Linked DNA regions of Homo sapiens: region 1 is linked to region 2. A link is a contact called in ENCODE Hi-C or POLR2A ChIA-PET data. All regions are on one chromosome and are shown on one strand. Each heading gives the region's core, a stretch centred on a gene start or an enhancer-like site at or near the end of the contact. The rest is flanking DNA. Distances are from core to core; before and after follow the strand shown.

Region 1 (7,173 bases), core at 3,713-6,212, 320 kb before region 2:
TCAATAATGGAAACCAGGCAAAGAAGAAAAGTGGACTACTGTAATTTGCTGTACCTGCAAATGCATAGTGCAAGTGTTTGGAAGGGTGGAGCCTCAACTAGTCTTTCCTAAGCACTGAAATAGAAGAGCCGAAGCATATTGTGAGATTAGGCCATACAATAAAGGCCCTACAAGATGTGGGGAGCAGTAAAGCATTTGCGCCACTGACTGATTGCAAGCTATGTGAAAGCAACATGGGACTCACACCGCAAGGTTTGTTCCTTTGTGTTGGGCCCTGTGCTAGATGCTGGGGTAAAGATGACCTGCCCAGGCAGATGAGGCAAGCACACAAGGTAATCCAAGACAGAAAGTGCTAGAGAACCTTGGAAAAGGATTATTTGATGTGTCCTGGAAGTTCTGAGAACCTGGGAAGATGAAATTAGCCTTCCTTGAGGAGGCAGCATATCTAAGAATAAACATACCAATGCAGTCCTCCCAACCTCCTGAAGTGGGTACTTCTCTCTGAGAGCCATAGGGAGCAAAAGTCAGTAAACCTGTAGCTTCTTCCTCCAAGAAGAAACTAATGACTCGAAGATGTACAAGTGGCAAACAGGTATATGAAAAGATCATCAACATAATTGATCATACAAATACAAATCAAAACAGATAACATCTCACCCAAGTTAAAATGGCTTTTATCCAAAAGAGAGGCAATAAGAAATGCTGGCAAGGATGTAGAGAAAAGGGAACACTCATACACTGTTGATGGGAATGTAAATTAGTACAGCCACTGTGGAGAAGAGTTTAGAGGTTCCTCAAAATCTAAAAATAGAGCATAGCAATATACGATGTAGCAATCTCACTACTAGGTAACCACAAAAACTAAAAATTATTATTTTTTGAGACTGAGTCTCACTCTGTTGCCCAGGCTGGAGTGCAATGGTGTGATCTCAGCTCACTGCAACTTCCGCCCAGGTTCAAGCAATTCTTGTGCCTCAGCCTCCCGAGTAGCTGGGATTACAAGCGTGCACCACCATGCCTGGCTAATTTTTGTATTTTTAGTAGAGACAGGATTTCACCATGTTGGCCAGGCTGGTCTCGAACTCCTGACCTCAAGCGATCCACCCACCTCAGCTTCCCAAAGTGCTGGGATTACAGGCGTGAACCATCGCGTCCGGCTTCATTTCTTTTTTAAATAATTTTTAGGCCAGGCACGGTGGCTCACACATGTAATCTCAGCACTTTGGGAGGCCGAGGCACATGGATCACTTGAGGTCAGGAGGAGTTCGAGACCAGCCTGGCCAACATGGTGAAACCCCGTCTCTACTAAAAATACAAAAATTAGCTGGGCGTGGTGGCGCGCACCTGTAGTCCCAGCTACTCAGGAGGCTGAGACAGGAGAATTACCTGAACCCAGGAGGCAGAGGTTGCAGTGAGTCGAGAACGCACCACTGCACTCCAGCCTGGGCAACAGAGCGAGACTCTGTCTCAAAAAAAAAAAAAAAAAAGAAAAGAAAAAAAAAAAACAAGAAATGAGAGGCAGAAACAAGACAGGAAAATTCAGTGGAAGCTAAAACTAATATTTTTCAAATTTGTTAAAGAAGAAGCCTTTCAAGAAACAGTTATAAAACTAAGCATCTTGAAATATTCCCTGAAACAAGAAACAAATAATGAGAAAGTGTAGAAAAATTACAGTGTGGAAGGCTTCTACCCTTAGAACTTAAGAATGATAAAACAAGTGTTATAAGTAAAAAGGATTGATGGAGACAATTCAGGAACAGGAATATCCAGTGGAAGTTCATAGACCCCAGTCCCTACCCCATTACCCAGATGAAGGAACTGATGTCCCAAGAGGAGACACTTAAGACAGTGCGCCTTTCACCTAGCAGAGCACAGCACTGCAGTCCATTGATGAATTTGGTGCAAGCCCTTCCTCAACGGATTTGATGTAACAAAGGAACTTACTCAAGAAAACTCGGTTTCACTTCCATCCTTCATAGAGGGATTGATTATTGTCTCCTCTGCTGGGACACTGGCACAAGTTTATCAGCTCTTCCCTCCAGCTCTTCATTGGCTACCTTTCCCCCCAGTCCCCCTGCCTTTTTTTTTTTTTTTTTTTGAGACAGTCTCACTCTGTTGCCCAGGCTGGAGTGCAGTGGCGTGATCTCAGCTCACTACAGCCTCAACTTCCCGGGCTCAGGTGATTCTCTCACCTCAGCCTCGCAGGCACATGCCACCAAGCCCAGCTGATTTTTTGTAGAGATGAGGTTCGCCATGTTGCCCAGGCTGGTCTCTAACTCCTAGGCTCAAGTGGTCCACCTGCCTCAGCTTCCCAAAGTGCTGGGACCAGGCGTAAGCCACCACTTCTGGCCGCCTTTTTTCTTTAGTTTTCTTCAGGTTCTATTGTTGTTGTTGTTGTTGTTGTTAAGACATTACGCATATACCATAAAATTCGCCTTTTTAAAGTCTACAGTTCATGCTTTTTAGTATATTTCCAAGGTTGTACAAACATTACTGCTATCTAATTCCAGAACATTTTTATCTTCCCATAGAGAAGCTTCGAACCCATTAGTGGACATTTCCAATTCCATCTCCTTGACTGGCCAACCACTAATCTACTGTCTGTCTCTGTGGATTTACCTATTCTAAATATTTCATATGAATTGATTCATATGATATGTGGCCTCTTGTGTCTTGCTTTTCTTACTTAATGTTTTTATGGTTTACCTGTGTTGTAACATGCATCAGTATTACATTCTTTTTTACAGTTGAGCAATATTCTATCATACAGATATACTACATATTGTTTATCCATTATCAGTTAATGAACTTTTGGGCTGTTTCTACCTTTTGACTATTGTAAATAGTCCTGCTATGAACATTCATGTACAAGTTTTTGTATAGACATATGTTTTCATTTCTCTTATATACCTGGGTATAAACCTGGAAGTGGAATTGCTGAGTCATATGGTAACTCTATGTTTAACTTTTTGAGGAACTGCCAGACTGTTGTCCAATGTGGCCACACCATTTTATGTTGCCACCAACAATGTATGAGGGATCCAATTTTGCCACATTCTTGCCAATATTTGTCTCTTTAATTATAACCATCCTAGTCAGTATAAAATGGTATCTCATTGTGGTCCTAATTTGCATTTCCCTAATGACTATTGATATTCAGCATCTCTTCATGTGCTTATTGGCCATTTGTGTATCTCTAGAAAAACATCTATTCAAATACTTTGCTCACTTTTAATTGGGTTGTCTTTTTGTTATTGCATTATAAGTTATTTATATAATCTGGTTACTAGATCCTTATCAGATTTGCAAATATTTCTTCCATTCTCTGGATTTAAATTTCTTGAAATATCCTTTGAAGCACTATTGAACTACTTTTTTTTTTTTCCACCAGTTGTCAAATGATCCTTTATTGAAATATTTTCCTTTGTGCTTAACTGGCTGGGCATTCCACAGAACCACTGTTGATATCATCTATGATGTCATGAGGGTGGCGGCCATCAACATTACAGCCCACAGACTGGGCAGTCCCCAGGATCTCTTTAATGGTGCCAGAGAGTCTATTGAACTACTTTTAACAAATATTTATCTGGGCATGGGGGCATATACCTGTAATCCCAGCACTTAGGGAGGCCCAGGCAGGTGGATCGCTTGAGCCCAGAAATTCGAGACCAGCCTGGGCAACATGGCAAAACCCCATCTCTACAAAAAATACAAAAATTAGCCAGGTGTGGTGGCATGTGTCTGTAGTCCCAGCTACTCCAGAGGCTAAAGTGAGAGGATCGCTTGAGCCGGGCAGGTGGAGACTGCAGTGAGCTACGATGCACCACTACATTCCAGCCTGGGCAACAGAGACCCTGCCTCAAATAAATACATTCATTAAAAACACAAATATTTAAAAATTTTAAAGCAAACCAGATTAGAAATGTGTAGTTGGTTTTCATTTTTATTTATTTATTTATTTTGAGATGGAGTCTCGCTCTTGTCCCCCAGGCTGGAGTACAGTGGTGCGATCTCGGCTCACTGCAACCTCCACACCTCCCGGTTCATGCGATTCTCCTGCCTCAGCCTCCCGAGTAGCTGAGATTACAGGCATGCGCCACCACGCCCAGCTAATTTTTGTATTTTTAGTAGAGACGCAGTTTCGCCTCGATGGCCAGGCTGGTCTTGGACTCCTGACCTCAGGCGATCCGCCCACCTTGGCCTCCCAAAGTGCTGGGATTACAGGTGTCAGCCACTGTGTCCAGCCACCCTACAGCTTTAGGAGTAAACGATTGTATACAGACCATGTTCTGAGGCTTCCAAACCGAGTCTTGAGTTCATTAAGGGATCCATCATAGTGATAGCTATAGCTGTTACAGCGTTTACATGCCAGGCGCTGTTTGGGCACTCTACATGTATTAACCTATTTAACTCTCATAACAATCCTATGAGGCAGAGACTGTTATCATACTCATTGCACAGATGAGAAAATGGAGGCAGAGAGGGAGGTTCAGTAATTTGCCTGAAGTCAAAGAGTAGGGTACCAGAGACGGGCTCCAGATTTTGTTGCTTTCAACCACTTGCTATACTGCCAAGGTGGAATTTTGCATTTCAAAGAATGCCTACTCCCTCGCTTTGGAGAGAGTAGTGTTTTAATGATGTCTGCACTGTGGACATTTTTCCTGTCCTTACCGCTCCAGAAACTAGTAGAGCTCCCTGTCCAGGTGTCTTCGTTACACATGTGCCTTCCTAGTCTGGAGTCCACGGCTTCAAGATCCTCTCTCCTCCCCGTGGGTCTGACCGAGGCTTTAATGCTCTTTGAAGTAACAGCGAAATAGCCCTTTGTCTCCCAAGTGGAGTGGTTCTAAATTTCTGATAACCAATGAGCGCCGAGGAACCGCGGATTCCGCCCAGGGAGGCTCAAAGCTGAGCCGTGGGTGGAGCCTGCGGAGGGGGCGGAACTGAGCCGCAGCGGCGTACCTACTGTGTGCCGCGTGCGCTGCCTGGAGCGGAGCTATGAGCTGGACCTGTCCGCGTTGCCAGCAACCTGTTTTCTTCGGTGAGGCCCGGGCTGCGGAGGGGGAGAAGATGGGGCGAATGGGAGCCGCTGGATTCCCTGAGGACGCGGAGGGCTAGCCACAGTGTAGTCCCAGACACCCTTTTCACCTGCAGCGGCTGGTAGTCTCCGCACCACCCGCTCCCACTCGGGTCTTCTCCCTTCCTCTGAGAGCTCTGTGGGGAGTGTGAAACCGGAGCGGGATGGAGCTGGCCTCCTGGAGACACTCATCTCCAGGAAGCAGGGCAGGCCAACCTAATTCCCTAGAGGGCCGAAGAGGGAAAGGAGGGGCCCTATGCTTGGACAGGCTCCTCGCAGCTCGGTTCCACTTTGTCCTCCACAGCTGAGAAGGTGAGCTCCCTGGGCAAGAACTGGCACCGCTTCTGCCTGAAATGTGAGCGCTGCCACAGCATCCTGTCCCCTGGCGGGCATGCAGAGGTAAGACCTGGCCAGGGAGCACTGCCCTGTTTACATCACTGCCTCCCACCCCCCAGGCACCAGCCCCCAACTTCAGCACTGGAGGCCTGCCAAAGGGAACCTCAGTAGCCAACCCCAAGGCCGCCCACCTGGTGGACCCCACACCAGCCAGGAATTTGGGAACCTGGGTCGTGACTGTGGATCCCATGGTTTTGGGGATCAGGGTGAGTGGGAAGCAGCGTCACCTTCTGAGCTGCTCTTGCTCTTCCTCCCTTGACCACAGTGGAAATGCTGGCATGCCAGCCCATCCCCCACCCCTCCCAGGCCCACCAGACTCAGCCAGTGGACAGACACACCTGGCAGCCTGTCTGGGGTGAAGGCCTGTGGGGCATGGCTCCCGCTGGCCTTGAGTAACCCACTTCCCTCTGCTTGTGCCCAGCACAATGGGAGGCCATACTGCCACAAGCCATGCTATGGGGCTCTCTTTGGACCCAGGGGTAAGTACCAGCCTTAAGGGGCCATGGGTCAGCAGAACCCTCCTTGTGGCTGGGAGCTGGGGGCTCAAGCCTGACCTCCCCTATTCTCTCTTCAGGGGTGAACATTGGTGGTGTAGGCTCCTACTTGTACAATCCCCCCACTCCCAGCCCTGGCTGCACCACTCCTCTCAGCCCCAGCAGCTTCAGCCCTCCCAGGCCAAGGACTGGCCTCCCCCAAGGCAAGAAAAGTAAGGCTGGGCTCAGCTCCTCCCAGTCCTCCTCCCGACCCTTCCCCAAGCTGGAGCGGAGGTTGGGCCAGGTGGCAGTCTCCTATCCAGCCCTCTGCTTCACATTCTCACAACTTCATTCTTGGCAAAGTCTTCTCTATCTACTCCCCGCTTTTTTTTTCTTTCTTTCTTTCTATTCCCTCATGTGAGCTGCTGAGTTAAGAGGTAAATTGTTGGGAGGCCGAGGCAGGTGGATCATGAGGTCAGGAGTTCGAGACCAGCCTGGCCAGCATGGTGAAATCCCATCTCTACTAAAAATACAAAAATTAGCCAGGTGTGGTGGCTCATGCCTGTAATCCCAGCTACTTGGGAGGCTGAGGCAGGAGAATCATTTGAACCCAGGAGGCGGAGGTTGCAGTGAGTCAAGGTCATGCCATTGCACTCCAGCCTGGGCAACAGAGCGAGACTCCATCTCAAAAAAAAAAAAAAAAAAAAAAAAAGAGGTTAATTGGGCAGATGGCATTATCCCCTCTCCTCGTGTGTTACAGGTGAGGAAAGTGAGATCCAGACAGGGCAAATGACTGTCCATCCACAAAGCTAGTCAGAGGCAAAGCTGGCCAGGAACTTAGGTCTGTCCCAGGCCAGGGCCATGGAAGGAATGATCTAAAGGAGAGGAGTCATTGGGATAAGGCCAGCCTCTCATATTCTTCAACTTTTCTCCTCTGGTCCCTGTTCTTTCCCTCCATTCCCTGAAGTAGGCAATGACACTGTGCTCCCCAACACCTGACACCCGTGCTGTGGCCAGCTCCTATATCAGCTCAAGTTTCCTGAGGATTGAGTTGCTAACAGGGTTGGGATGGTGGGTACGTGAGCCCCTGGGAGGATGAAAAGGAAGCAGGAGAAGGAAGCAGATAGTCCCTAATACACATAGGGATGGGGCAGGAGGTGGAGTCAGAGGGGGCTCAGCTCTGGGCCTGTAGAAGGCAGACTCTTGGGCGCCTGGGTGGGGCACTCTGGA
Region 2 (6,752 bases), core at 3,984-6,483:
GGATATGGAAGCCTTCCCTTCTGCCTCACCCCCTGGGATCCCCTACCCAACTAGCCATCATGGAGTTGCGGGTGGCACCTGCACCACATCTAAGGCTACGCCTACATTCATTACCTCCTCAGTGTTCTCGCCTCCACCATCCTTGCCCGAGCTGCTAGGCTTGGCTGTGCATTTGGCAACCTTGGGGGGCTCCTGAAAGGAAAAGATGAAAGTAAAGTTAGCAGATGCCAGGAGAAGGGAGAGGTCTTATCTGGCTCCCTTAGATCTTTGTTGCAAATATCCTCTGTCCAGTTGAATCAATCAATTAGAATCTACCTTGTGCGGAGCTGGGGTGGGTGGAGGGATCTACGCAGAAGGAGATTCAGCCCCTCCAAAGAGTTTAGAATCTGGTTAGGAAGTCACCCCAAACACACACTAATTCAGCGTGAGAATGCTCCATCTTTCACCTCATCAGGCTGGTGCAGAGGTTGGGCCTGGGAGGGCCTTTGCTCAGGTCAGAACCAGGGTGAGGAGGCTTAAAGAAAAAGCATCAGGGAACAGCTGCTCACTGGTTTCTGGCTAAAGTGGTCAAAGGTGTGCCGGAGGCTTTCATGCTGGAGTGCAGGGAGTCACCACTCTCCCCTCACAGCCACCTGGAAAGACTGGGAGGCAATTTTTGGATGTCACAAATAGCGCACAGACAAGAGGGTGCTACTCAGCATTTAATCAGTAAGGCCCAGGAATGCTAACAGGTACAGAACTGTCCCACTCAAAATGCCAAGAGCACCTCAGTTGACAAGCACTAAGACAGGGATGGGGGTAAAACCCTGAACTGTTACAAAGAGTGAGCACTAGTCTGAAGTCTCCTTTGGGAACCTGGCAGCTGGCTCAGAGCCCTGGCCTGCCCAGCATCTCTTCCTATGCTTCGAGCCAAAAAAAGCAACTGCACAGGGACAGGATAGGGAAAATGTGAAAAAGACTTGGGGATTTAGGTCTGACTGCAAGCTCAACACAAATCATCCATGTGCAGCTCATGTGACCTTCCATCTTGTTAAAAGACCTGTGCAGACTGCTTGGCACTGACAGGGCTATCCTGGAGGATCTGGTTCAGTCATGAGCATCAGGCTTGGGAGGGGCCATGACAAATCCTAGTGTTTCTTAGAGGGAAATGCAACCCATACTGGGAGTGGATTCAAAGGCATGTCCCAAGACCAACAGCTGCAGGAACTGGGATAGTTAACAATGGAAGGGAGGAGTCATGAGGGATGGAGAAGCAAGATGGATCTTAAACAAATGAAGATGCAACTTGGATGCCTTGGATGCAACTTGTCCATATGGACCAGAGGCACGAGAGCAATGGGCTGAAGTTGCAAGCCACCTGAAGCTCCAAACAAGGAAGAATTTTATCATGGAGCAATTGCACTAAAACTGGCCACCTAGTGAAGCCGAAAGCTCCCCAACCCCTGAGAACATTCAAGCAGGGGCTTGGTGACCTCCTGTAAGGCATGTTGCAAAAGAAATTCAAGCCTTTAATGAGGACTGGAGGATCTTGGAAATCACTTCCAGCTCTGAGATTGTGCAATTCAATAGCAGCCAAGCCCCTTCAGTGAGAAGTGTTAAATCGAGTTATTGTGACTATGGGGGCAAAAGGATTTCAGGGAGAAGAGAGCTCTGTGTGGGCTGGAGTAGGGGGAAGGCTTCTTGGAGGTGGGGAGGAAGAAAGGTGTGGTGTAGAGCAGCTCCATGCAGTAGGGGGAAGGAGTTCCTTCTTTGGCCTGAGCACGCTCCTGCTGTATACTAACCCAGCTGGCCACACTGACCCTTATCAGTGGCTGAGAGCATGGGGTGGAGAGAAATAGGCCGGGGGCAGGGTGCAGGCAGGACACAACATTGAGGTGTCTGCACACACCCCAGACATGAACCCCTTGAACAAAGCTGACCCATCTTCATACATCTCCAATCTATTAGACCATAAGCTGCTTATTCTTTTTTGTACCCCTCCACCCACCCTACAGCACTCAGCATGATGCCTCAGACGTATCTTTCAAAGAATGAGCCTAAGAGAGATCCAGCTGCCTTAGTGTGTGGGTGTGAGTGGGCATGGAGGAACCAGGCCTACCACCCTTGCTCCCTGGCTCCTGCAGAACAGGTGAAGCACACACATTTCAGCCCAGCTCAGTAGTCAAATGCTGTGTAGCACAGAGGTTAAAAGAACATGTTTGGACTCAGCCCTGTGTTTTGGGCCCAACTCTTACTGGCTGTGTAATCACAGGCAAGTTAACTAGCCTCTCTGAGCCTCAGTTTCCTCATCTATTAGATGATGACAATCATAATACCCTCTTCCCTCAGCACAGTGTTAAGGCACATGAAAACCGTAGTGCTGGTCAATGTTATTACTATTATTATGAACAAGAAAAAAATCGGAGGGGGCAGGGGCACCCTACTCAGGAAAATAAAAGAGGTAAGTCCCAGAGGAGAACATGAAGGAAGAGGAGAGATGCGAATCCCTCCAAGAGATTATCTTAGCACCTATCCACTAAGCACGTACTTACCGTGTGAAAAGGAGTTGTCAAACCAAAATGAAACTTAGTTATTATCTCAAAGGGGAAGAAAAGTCTTGTCCACAATTAATTCCCATCCAAGGCCAAACACAAAAGGACCATAAGTGGCCTACTAAGTGTTCTGCAAATCCAGAAAAGAAAGGAGAGTTCACTCCTGACTGAGGGCTCAGAAAGGCTTTAGAGAGGAAGCTGTGAAAGATGGCCAGGAGAGAGGGGACAGGTCATAGATGAGCAATAAAGATCCTCCACCCACAGCCATCCAGACAAACCTCAGTCACACTGGCAACCCCCCTGCCCCTTAGAGCCTGCCAACCATTGAAGAAGGCCAAATGCAACTGAAAATCAAGAGCAGAAAAACCTTATAGGGAGGTGAGAGTTATGCCTGGCTCCATGCACCCCGTTACTTCCAACACCCTTTCCCAACCAAACGTTTACACCCATGGTCCTAGCAAATCTCACTGGCAATTTGTCTTCTTCACAATCTAGTAGGCTATTGCTTTCTGTGGATGGGACAGTATCTAGTCCAACAGACTAAAAATTACAAATGGGTGGGGACCTCACCAGCTTTCCCCGAATTCCATTTCCCTTAGCCCCTGTTGTGGCTGATTTCTGTGTGCATTGTCTACGACTGAGCTACCCAAACCACCTCCGCATGCCCACTCCCCAAGGACAGGGCCTGGGTGGGGCACAAAACCCTGTCCAGCTCACTACTCCCAGGAGGCTCACTATCTAGTACACCATCACCAACCCTGTACTTAGAACCTCAGGCCCTGAAAGGTTAAGGGGACAACTCAGAATCAGAGCTGCCTGGCAAATACAGAACAGCCCCAGGAGAAAAAGTTTGATTGAAAAGGTCAGAGATGGCAGCCCAGTAACCCAGCCAATCAGAGGGCAAATGAAAGCAATATACCTCTGGGGTCATCGAGCAGGTGGCCAGAACACCAGGCCAGAGCCAACCCCCACCAAAAAGGGCCAGCCCCAGGAGAGGAGAAGCTGGGGGAGGCTGGAACTGGTATCCTAGCATCCTATGTGTGAGTCTGTACCTCAAAGGAACCACACCTCTGAGTCAGACCTCAGCAACAGCAGGAAACAGAGGGTAGAAAAAGGCACGGATGAGGAGCAGGGGAAGGCAGCACCGAGGTAGATGAGGAAGGTGAAAGAAGGCAACATTAAGAACTGGCCTGTGGGCCAGGCACGGTGGCTCACACCTGTAATCCCAGCACTTTGGGAGGCCGAGGGGGTCAGATCACCTGAGGTCAGGAGTTCAAGACCAGCCTGATCAACATGGAGAAACCCCGTCTCTACTAAAAATACAAAATTAGCCGGATGTGGTGGCGCATGCCTGTAATTCCAGCTACTTGGGAGGCTGAGGCAGGAGAATCGCTTGAAGCTAGAAGGCAGAGGTTGTGGTGAGCCGAGATCGCGCCATTGCACTCCAGCCTGGGCAACAAGAGCAAAATTCCATCTCAAAAAAAAAAAAAAAAAAAGAAATGGCCTGTGTCAGGACATCATGATAAAGACATGGGTGTTCAGGGGTGGCTGGCCTGCAGGCTAAGAAGGAACAATAATCTGACAGTGAGGACAAATTCCCAATTTGAAGATGGTGTAGCTTAGGAAAGGCAGAAATCCAGCACTGGTGCGAAAAGAAAAAAAAAAAGGAAAAATGCAAAGGTTATCCTAGGATTAAGAATAAGGGTGAGGAGCCTACTCAGATTAGGAAAGGTGACTGGTCTAGGATGCACTTGGGTGACAGTTAGGAGGGCTTTGATACAAAAGAGGCCTTTAAGTCAGGAGACCTGATATTGCAGCTGGGCCTCCAGCAGGCTGTGTGACCTTGGACAAGTCCCTTGCCCTGTCGGGGCCTCAGTCTCCTCATCTGTACCATTAGGGATTGCACTGCATGCGCTCAGAGGTCCCTTCCAGCACCAACGTTGTGAGGTTCCATCAACAGAAGGGCTCAGTCCTGCTTACAAGTTTGTGTGTGAAGGAAGAACTAGAGGGAGGGGCCTAGGCCAGATTTGGGTGGAGGAGAGAGAAAGCAGCGCTGTTCTAGGTCAGGGGCTTGGCATGGAAAGAGAAGGGGCCGTAGGGGACTGCGGGGCGGCTGTCCCAGGCGGGTAGGAAGAGGAGACAAGGGGCTGCTCAGGGCGGGGCGAGGGGGCAATTCTGGAGGAAGGTGCAGTTTCAGATGAGGGGCTGCCCAAACCGAAGGGGGATCGGGGCCAGGGGTGATGGGGGGGACAGAAAAAGCAGGACAGTGACCTGGGAATGGGGCAGATCTGGAAGAAGGAGGTTACCCTGGGCCGGGGGTAAGAGAAGGGAAGAAGGGAGGGAGGTGTATGTGGGGGGAGTCTCTCCGGGGCAAGGTGGGGGAGCTGTCCTAGCTGCGGCACAAGCTGGGGGTGCTGCCAGCCGCGGGGGCGGAGGGCTGGCCCCAGGAGTCCTGCGGGGGCTGGACGGGAGGGTCAGTCTGGGGCTGTCCCGGGCCTGGCTCCGGCCCCTCCCAGAGCTCCGCGCAGGCTCCAAGGCGGCGGTGGGGGAAAAAGGGCCACGCTCACCTTCTCCTTTTTCAGTTTATAGGGCATCTCGGCCCGTCCGGACCCGGCCCGTCTCCTGCGGCCCCGCTCCGGCTCCGGCTTTGCTCGGCCGCACTCGGCCCGCTCGGCGTCTCTTCGCCACCGCCTGCGCGCTGCGCCCGGGTCGAGCGGTGCCTGCGCCTCCAATTGGCCCGAACTCCTACAAAACTGCCTGACAACCAGGCGCCGCCTCCTCGGATTGGTCATTGGAGCCAAGCTGCTTCCTTTTTTTCTTATTGGAAAGAAATAGTACAAACCGCCAGGGTTCGGCTTCCAGAATTGGCTGAAGTGGGTGGTCCCGCCCTAAAGTGGGTCGAGCTTAGAGAAGGAGGCGGGGATAAGGGGAAACCCAAGCTTGGCTAGGAGGGCTGCACTCCAGCGTCTGCTGTGCGTCGGCCTCGGCCATTCTTCGCGGCGCTTGGAGCCCTGCTCTTTCCTTCTAAAGGCTCTCACACTTTGCCCGCTCTGCTACCCTGTCCAGTCGGAATTGGAGGAAGGAAGCCCTAATACGGAGGGCACCTTTCTTCACTGGGGTAAAGTAGCCCTAATTGCAGATGCAAAATTGATGGAGGGAGCTCCCAAGGACCTTCCAAGACACCCGCCTCCCTAGACAGGGGTTGCAGAGGAGCAAAGGGGAAGCCTGGCAGGGCTAGGACCTGGGCGAAATGAGTGGAGAATCCCTGGCTTGGTGCAACTTTAGGAAGAGGGTCCCCGTTGCTACTGCAAGTGTACTGGGATTGGGGAACCAGCTAGATTTGAGCAGTTGGGAACGCAGTGGAAAAGCAACTTCATTGTTGACTGTCTCAGGAAATCCATCCCTTACTTGCCACCCTGCTCAAGTCCGTGTTCTAATGGGTAAGACTCAGTTTATGCCCACAAAGAGTTCGCAGTCTGGTGAATCACAGATGTGTATAAACAAAGGATTAAGAGAGAATGTAAACCAGGCAGGCACGGTGTCTCACGCCTGTAATCCCAACACTTTGGGAGGCTGAGGCAGGAGGATCACCTGAGGTCAGAGGTTCGAGACCAGCCTGGCCAACATGGCGAAACCCCGTCTCTATTAAAAATACAAAAATTAGCTGGGTGTGGTGGTGCACGCCTGTAATCCCAGCTACTCGGGAGGCTGAGGCAGGAGAATCACTTGAACCCGGGAGACGGAGGTTGCAGTGAGCCGAGATCACACCACTGCACTCCAGCCTGGGCGACAGAGCAAGACTCTGTCTCAAAACAGCAACAATGACGACAAAAAGAATAAACCTGTGGCCAGGCTCGGTGGCTCACGCCTGTAGTCCCAACACTTTGGGAGACCAAAGTGGGCAGATCACGAGGTCAGGAGTTTGAGACCAGCCTGACCATAGTGGTGAAACCCCATTTCTACTAAAAATACAAAAATTAGACAGGGTGCGGTGGCTCACGCCTGTAATCCCAGCACTTTGGGAGGCCGAGGTGGGCGGATCACGAGTCAAGAGATCGAGGCCATCCCGGCCAACATGGTGAAACCATGCCTCTATGAAAAATACAAAAATTAGCGGGGCGTGGTGGCGCGCGCCTGTAGTCCCAGCTACTCGGGAGACTGAAGCAGGAGAATCACTTGAACCCGGTAGGAGGCTGAGGCAGGAGAATTACTTGACCCCGG

The links. A loop is a pair of places that touch in the nucleus more often than their neighbours do. ChIA-PET counts read pairs that join two places held with the same protein, here RNA polymerase II (POLR2A). Pooled maps may share reads with other maps.
Region 1: a pooled map shows a loop between it and region 2 (4-fold over the local background). The contact joins the promoter of CRIP3 here to the promoter of PPP2R5D in region 2. A Hi-C loop is called at or near these places in 2 of 50 pooled maps. POLR2A ChIA-PET finds 5 or more read pairs at or near these places in 2 of 52 experiments (H1 and activated CD4-positive, alpha-beta T cell).

Annotation. Positions count from the first base shown.
Region 1 is chr6:43,306,615-43,313,787 of GRCh38, reverse strand. CRIP3 (cysteine rich protein 3) reads left to right here and starts at 4,962. Exons shown (of 8, transcript NM_206922.3): 1 at 4,962-5,038; 2 at 5,379-5,473; 3 at 5,892-5,949; 4 at 6,045-6,176. The coding sequence starts at 4,996. It also overlaps the pseudogene RPL12P47. RefSeq lists an enhancer at 5,445-6,302.
Region 2 is chr6:42,983,051-42,989,802 of GRCh38, reverse strand. It overlaps PPP2R5D (protein phosphatase 2 regulatory subunit B'delta), which reads right to left and starts at 5,233. Exons shown (of 16, transcript NM_006245.4): 1 at 5,099-5,233; 2 at 115-192. The coding sequence starts at 5,125. It overlaps LOC124900215 (a long non-coding RNA gene), which reads left to right and starts at 5,489. Exons shown (of 2, transcript XR_007059580.1): 1 at 5,489-5,971. RefSeq lists silencers at 938-1,232, 4,875-5,024, 5,115-5,184 and an enhancer at 5,335-5,454.